Linked DNA regions of Homo sapiens: region 1 is linked to region 2. Evidence: read pairs that join two places in POLR2A ChIA-PET (ENCODE). Cell type or tissue: GM12878. All regions are shown on one strand. Each heading gives the region's core, and the rest is flanking DNA. Links, peaks and the distances in the headings are about the cores only.

The links. ChIA-PET counts read pairs that join two places held together with the same protein. Peaks named below come from ENCODE experiments on the same cell type or tissue, not always from the same donor. Only the 100,000 strongest peaks of a DNase experiment are listed, where the experiment ranks them.
Region 1: POLR2A ChIA-PET joins it to region 2 with 6 read pairs; 2 of 35 experiments call an interaction of 5 or more read pairs at or near these places.

The regions. Positions count from the first base shown.
Region 1 is chr17:44,131,357-44,134,265 of GRCh38, forward strand. No RefSeq gene overlaps it. Among named protein-coding and RNA genes, the nearest start is that of HROB, 9.1 kb to the right of the region's middle. In GM12878, for the core only: no CTCF peak of the experiment used is centred there; no DNase peak of the experiment used is centred there; H3K27ac peaks cover 348 bases.
Region 2 is chr17:43,635,249-43,638,157 of GRCh38, forward strand. No RefSeq gene overlaps it. Among named protein-coding and RNA genes, the nearest start is that of MEOX1, 25 kb to the right of the region's middle. In GM12878, for the core only: no CTCF peak of the experiment used is centred there; no DNase peak of the experiment used is centred there.

The DNA of each region.
Region 1 (2,909 bases), core at 203-2,702, 500 kb after region 2:
GCCGAGGCAGGCTGATCACCTGAGGTCAGGAGTTCGAGACCAGCCTGTCCAACGTGGTGAAACCCCATCTCTAATAAAATTACAAAAATTGGCTGGGCATGGCAGTGCACACCTGTAATCCCAGCCACTCGGGAGGCTGAGGCAGGAGAATCGCTTGAACCCAGGAGGCAGAGGTTGCTGTGAGTAGAGATCGCGCCATTCCATTCCAGCCTAGGTGACAAGAGCGAAACTCTGTCAAAAAAAAAACAAAACAACAACAACAACAACAACAAAACACACACACACAAAAAAAAAACCCAAAAATTATGCCGGGCGCAGTGGCTCACGCCTGTAATCCTAGCACTGTGGGAGGCCGAGGTGGGTGGATTACTTGAGGTCAGGAGTTCAAGACGAGCCTGGCCAACAGGGTGAAACCCCATCTCTACTAAAAATATAAAAATTAGCTGGATGTGGGGCCGGGTGCGGTGGCTCACGCCTGTGGTCCCAGCACTTTGGGAGGCCAAGGTAGGCTGATCACGAGGTCAGGAGATCGAGACCATCCTGGCTAATATGGTGAAACATCGTCTCTAAAAAAAAATAATAATAATAATTAGCTGGGTGTGGTGATGGGCACCTGTAACCCCAGCTACTTGGGAGGCTGAGGCAGGAGAATCGCTTGAACCCGGGAGGCAGAGGTTGCAGTGAGCCAAGATCACACCACTGCACTCCGGCCTGGGCAACAGAGTGAGACTCAGTCTCAAAAAAATAGATAAATAAATAAATAAAATACAAAAATTAGCTGGGAGTGATGGTTCAGGCCTGTGGTCTCAGCTACTCGGGAATCTGAGGTGGGAGGATTGCTTGAGCCCAAGAGGTGGAGGTTGCAGTGGGCCAAGATCAGGACACTGCACTCCAACTTTGGCAACAGAGTGAGACCTTGTCTCAATAAAAAAAGAAAGAAAGAAAAGTTATGAGGCCAGCACAATGCTAGGTACTGTGGGGAAGGCAAAAAATAAAAACAAACAAAAACAACAGGACAGGAGGTAACAAAATCTGGGTCTTAGGGATAGAGACAACTCTGGGCTGGAGTGCTGTTGGATGAGTCATTTGCCCATAGGGCCTTGGTCTTATCTGGAAAATAGGACTTGAACTTCTGTTCTCTGAGGTCCCTTTCAGTTCTGACACTTCATGAGTCCTAAATTAGATATGATGGCAGATATGACAATGTCCAGCATGGAACTGGGTGGCAAAGTTTAAGCTGGACCTTCATTCCTCCAAGATAGTCAAGGTCCAGTCCTGCCCTTGGGCTGTTTACAATGAGCTCTGAAGACAGAAGAGAGTTAATTTCCTGACAAATAAGCCATGTGCCCTAGGCACAAAGTAAAGGCAATGTCATTGAGGATGACTTATGCAGAGTGCAATGAAAACTGAAAACTGCCCCTAGGATGCCTGGGTTTGGCCCAGGTCTCCCTGTGTGACCCTGGGCAAGTCCCTTCTCTCTGGGCCCATGTTTCTTTTTCTTTTTCTTTTCTTTCTTTTTTTTTTTTTTGAGATGGAGTCTCGCTCTTGTTGTCCAGGCTGGAGTGCAATGGTGTGACCTCAGCTCACTGCAACCTCTGCCTCCTGGGTTTAAGCAATTCTCCTGCCTCAGCCTCCCGAGTAGCTGGGATTACAGGCACCTGCCACCACACCTGGCTAAGTTTTTGTATTTTTAGTAGAGATGGGGTTTCACCATGTCAGCCAGGTTGATCTTGAACTCCTGACATCAGGTGATCCACCCACCTCAGCCTCCCAAAGTGCTGGGATTATAGGCATGAGCCACCACGCCTGGCTTCTGGGCCCCTGTTTCTTTATGATTAGAGGGTTGGACTGAATTTCCTTCCTTCCAGCTGGAGACTTTTCTGGGTGGTGCAACAAGGTGAAGTTGAGAAGGAAGGGTGGAACAACAACTTCTTCTCCTTTCCCTCCTTCCCCTGACTCCTCTGGGCTTGAGGGAGAAGAAACCAGTTTCAGGCCAGCATCCACTGTGCAGTCTTGCCTGACTGTTTGAGATGTTTAGGGGGAGAGCAACAGGCAGGGACCTTGGCTAAGTCACCACCTATCTGAGCCTCAGTTTCCCTGTCTGTAAAAGGGCATGGTTGGATAGATGACATCTGAGGATTTTTCCAGCTCTGGCAGCTAACTCTAGAATTGGATCTCAAAACAAACAAACAAACAAACAAACAAACAAACAAAGGAGGACCTGGCTAGAGGCGAGAGCCTCAGTCATTCCTCACCTGAGAGCCCTACCTAACCCTTGACACCTTCTGTCCCTTTTCAGGCCTCCCACCTCCTGCCTTCCTGGCCTAGAGATCAGGAGCAGGCCACTGTCTCTACACTCAGCAATGGCCAACCCTGAGGAAAGCCAGCAGAAACATGGCTCCTAGAACAAGCTGTGAATTTGTTTAAAAATAAAGACTATTCTGGGTGCAGCTGCCACCGTTTGTCATGGCGCCTAAAGAAATAAATGATTTTTTATATATGTAGAGAGAGCAGAGCAAAGCTGTCAGTCTGCTGGTCTGTAGATCCCATATCCACCAAGAGCTGCCATCAGTAGCCAGCCACTGCTAGAGGACAGCAGATGACCAGGAGGCCTGGCACACAGTTGGGACTCCAGGACAGGCTTCTCAGCCCAGCTCCCTCCAGGTTCCTAGAGTGTCCCACAAGCCTTCTTACCCCTCCCAGCAGCAAAAATAGCAGAAGTCCAAGGAGATGGCTGAGAAGGAAGCCTATCCTCTCCCCTACCTCCCTGCTGGGATGTGGAGCTGAGGCCCAGGATTTCCTGGACTCTACAGAGTTCCTGCCTGCCTGCTCAAGAGTCAAGGCCACATGGCCACAACAGTGCAAGTGGCAGTGGTGGTCGATCATGTCCCACATGTCTGCAGGTCATT
Region 2 (2,909 bases), core at 292-2,791:
TGCATCAAGCCACCTAACCAGCTTCTGGACTGAGCTTCTCCTACACTGTCCACATGTCCAGCAATGGGCAGTTTTGAACCGAGAAGTCAGTGATGTCAATAGTTTAACGGTTCCTCCATCCATCCATCCATCCATCCATCCATCCATCCATCCATGTGTCCACTCATCCAATACTATCTATTGAACATGTATTATGTGCCAGGCATCATGTGGTAGCTGAGAATAAAATGGTCAGAGAAACACATCCCTTTCTCTTTCTTCCAGCTTATAAAGCAGACCATAAATGAATAAGCAAACAAAAAATAGAAGAATGACAAATTGTGGTAGTGGCCATAAAGGAACACACACAAGTTGGGAAGATAGAGAATAAAGGAACAGTCATGGCCACAGGTAGCATTAGAGAAGGGCGTGGATTTAAGATTTTTTTTTTAAGACGGAGTCTCGCTCTGTTGCCCAGGCTGGAGTGCAGTCATGATCTCAGCTCACTGCAACCTCTGCCTCCCGGGTTCAAGTGATTCTCATGGCTCAGCCTCCCAAGTAGCTGGGAATACAGATATGTGCCACCACGCCCAGCTAATTTTTGTATTTTTAGTAGAGACGGGGTTTCACCGTGTTGGCCAGACTGCTCTCGAACTCCCAACCTCAGGTGATCTGCCTGCCTCGGCCTTTCAAAGTACTGGGATTACATGTGTGAGCCACCGCGCCCAGCCGGATTTGAGATATTTTTCAAAGTGTTTCAAAAATATTCAGGTAGCCAGGGTTGGCAGCAAATAGGACTGAGAAGGGGCAGCCGGTGAGAGAAGGAACATGGTGAGAGCCCAGCACCACGATGGCCAAGAGATGACATGACTGACCAGTGCCTCACTGGTGTTGTGAGGGATTAGCAGGCACAGGCTCCTCTGTCTGGGCAGAGAATATATAGCTCTTAAGGGCAATCATTTCCACCCAATGGAAGGAAAGAAAGCCACCCACCATGGGCTTACCCAGTTACTGGAAATGTGGTTCTTTGGGGGTCTGGACAGAAAAGAGTAGATCTCTCCCTGACACTGATTCTCATCTTTGAATAGAAGAACTATCAGAAATGCACGCATCCATCTCAGGACCTGGCGCAGGCAGGTGAGCAGATTTCTGAAGGCCTGAGCCCCTCTAGGCCTTTTCCTTTGGAAATGGATTCCCTACTCGCTTGCTTCATCTCTCTCTTTTTTCATATCTCCTCACCTCTCTCAGCAGGTCAGCCACACACTCGCTCGTCCCTGATGCTCTCTCAAGGATGGAGAAAACCATTACTGAAAAGTTACTGTCTGGGAATTCTCAGTTGTTTGGATTCCTACCAAGCCACCATCTCTGGTCACACTCACTGGTTCCCATCAAGGAGTTGCCAGTGGGTGGCCTTGCTTCCTTCATGCAGCTTTGCCCTCGGGAGAAAGTGGAGGATTTTTACCAACTTGAGGAACAGCTGGTCCCAGCTACTGCTCACCCAGTGCAGGTCAATCAAACACCAACGCTGAAGAGGGAGAGGAGTGCATGGAATGTTCAAAAGAAACCAGAAACCTCTTGATTGCTGTGTGCATGTACTTTTAATTTCATGATCAAACTCTCCTCAGTGGGCTTATTAACTGGGTTTATTGGGGAAAGGAAAATTCTCACACTGAGGTTTTTTTCTGATGGTTTTAGAAATTGGTGAATGTTGCTGCCTCGTGTTAGGCATTGATCTACTATTGAAAATTAGTTTGGGCTGGGTGCAGTGACTCATGCCTGTAACCCCAGGGCCTTGGGAGGTGAGGCAGGAGGATCCCTTGAGGCCAGAAGTTCAAGACCAGCCTGGGCAACATAGTGAGACCCCCATCTCTACAAAGCCATTTAAAAATTAGCTGGGCATGGTGGCTCACACCTTTAGTCCCAGCTAGCTACTCAGGAGGCTGAGGTGGGAGGATTGCTTGAGGCTAGGAGTTTGAGGCTGCAGTGAGCCATGATCACACCACTGCACTCCAGCTTGGGAAACGAAGTCTCTTAAAAAACAAAACAAAACAAAAAAAAAACTTGGGCCATATTTATATTTAAACTTCCTGCGTGTTCCTTTAGAGTGCTCCTAGAATCCATAAGTCCTTGGGGCTCCAGGTGTGGGAGAGCACTCCAGACAGAAGGGAATGAGCCAAGGAATGGAGAAATCACATGGCCTATGGCTGTGGAATGGAAGGTGGCTTGGTCTTGCTAGAGCCCAGGATTTGTGGCGGAGGTGGTAGGTTGCGGCTGTGGAGGTGGTCAGGGGCTGGATCATGGAGACCTGTGAAGGCTCTTTATTTTGTAGGTGAGGAAAGCTACCGATAGGTTTTAAATTGGGGGTGACAGGGTTGAATTTTTTTTTGTGATCACTCTACAGGCTGAGAGGGGATGGGATTTGAGCAGCCTCAGATCAGGAGGGAGAGCTCTCAGAGGCTCTAATTCAAGTGAGACATCAGCAGCCAGAAGGAAGGCAGTGGTGGTGGGAAGACAATGCCGTGGGTGGGAGAAGTATCTATGTGGGAAGTAAAATGAGCAGGCCCAGGTAGTGGATTGGTTCGGAAAAGCAGAGGTCTGTATGACGATGTGCCCCAGGTTTCCAGTGTGAATGAACAGGTAGGTTGTGGTGTTGCCAGCTAAAGTAGAAGAATCAGAATGCAGGCAGTGGTGCTCACCCAACTGCGGGAATGGCGATTTCCCCTTCAGATATCGGAGTTTGAGATGCTTATAGTCATCCTAGGTGGCAAAGGGCAGTAGGCAGCAGAATAGAAAAGCTTAGGCACCCAGATCAGGCATAGGAAGTGTTGGCCTGGGGCCAGAATGCGTCAATTCCAAACCCAGCTTCATCACTGGAGTGGTCAGTTTTCACGAGCTCGTGACCCACAAATCCCAGTGGCTTACAGCAACAA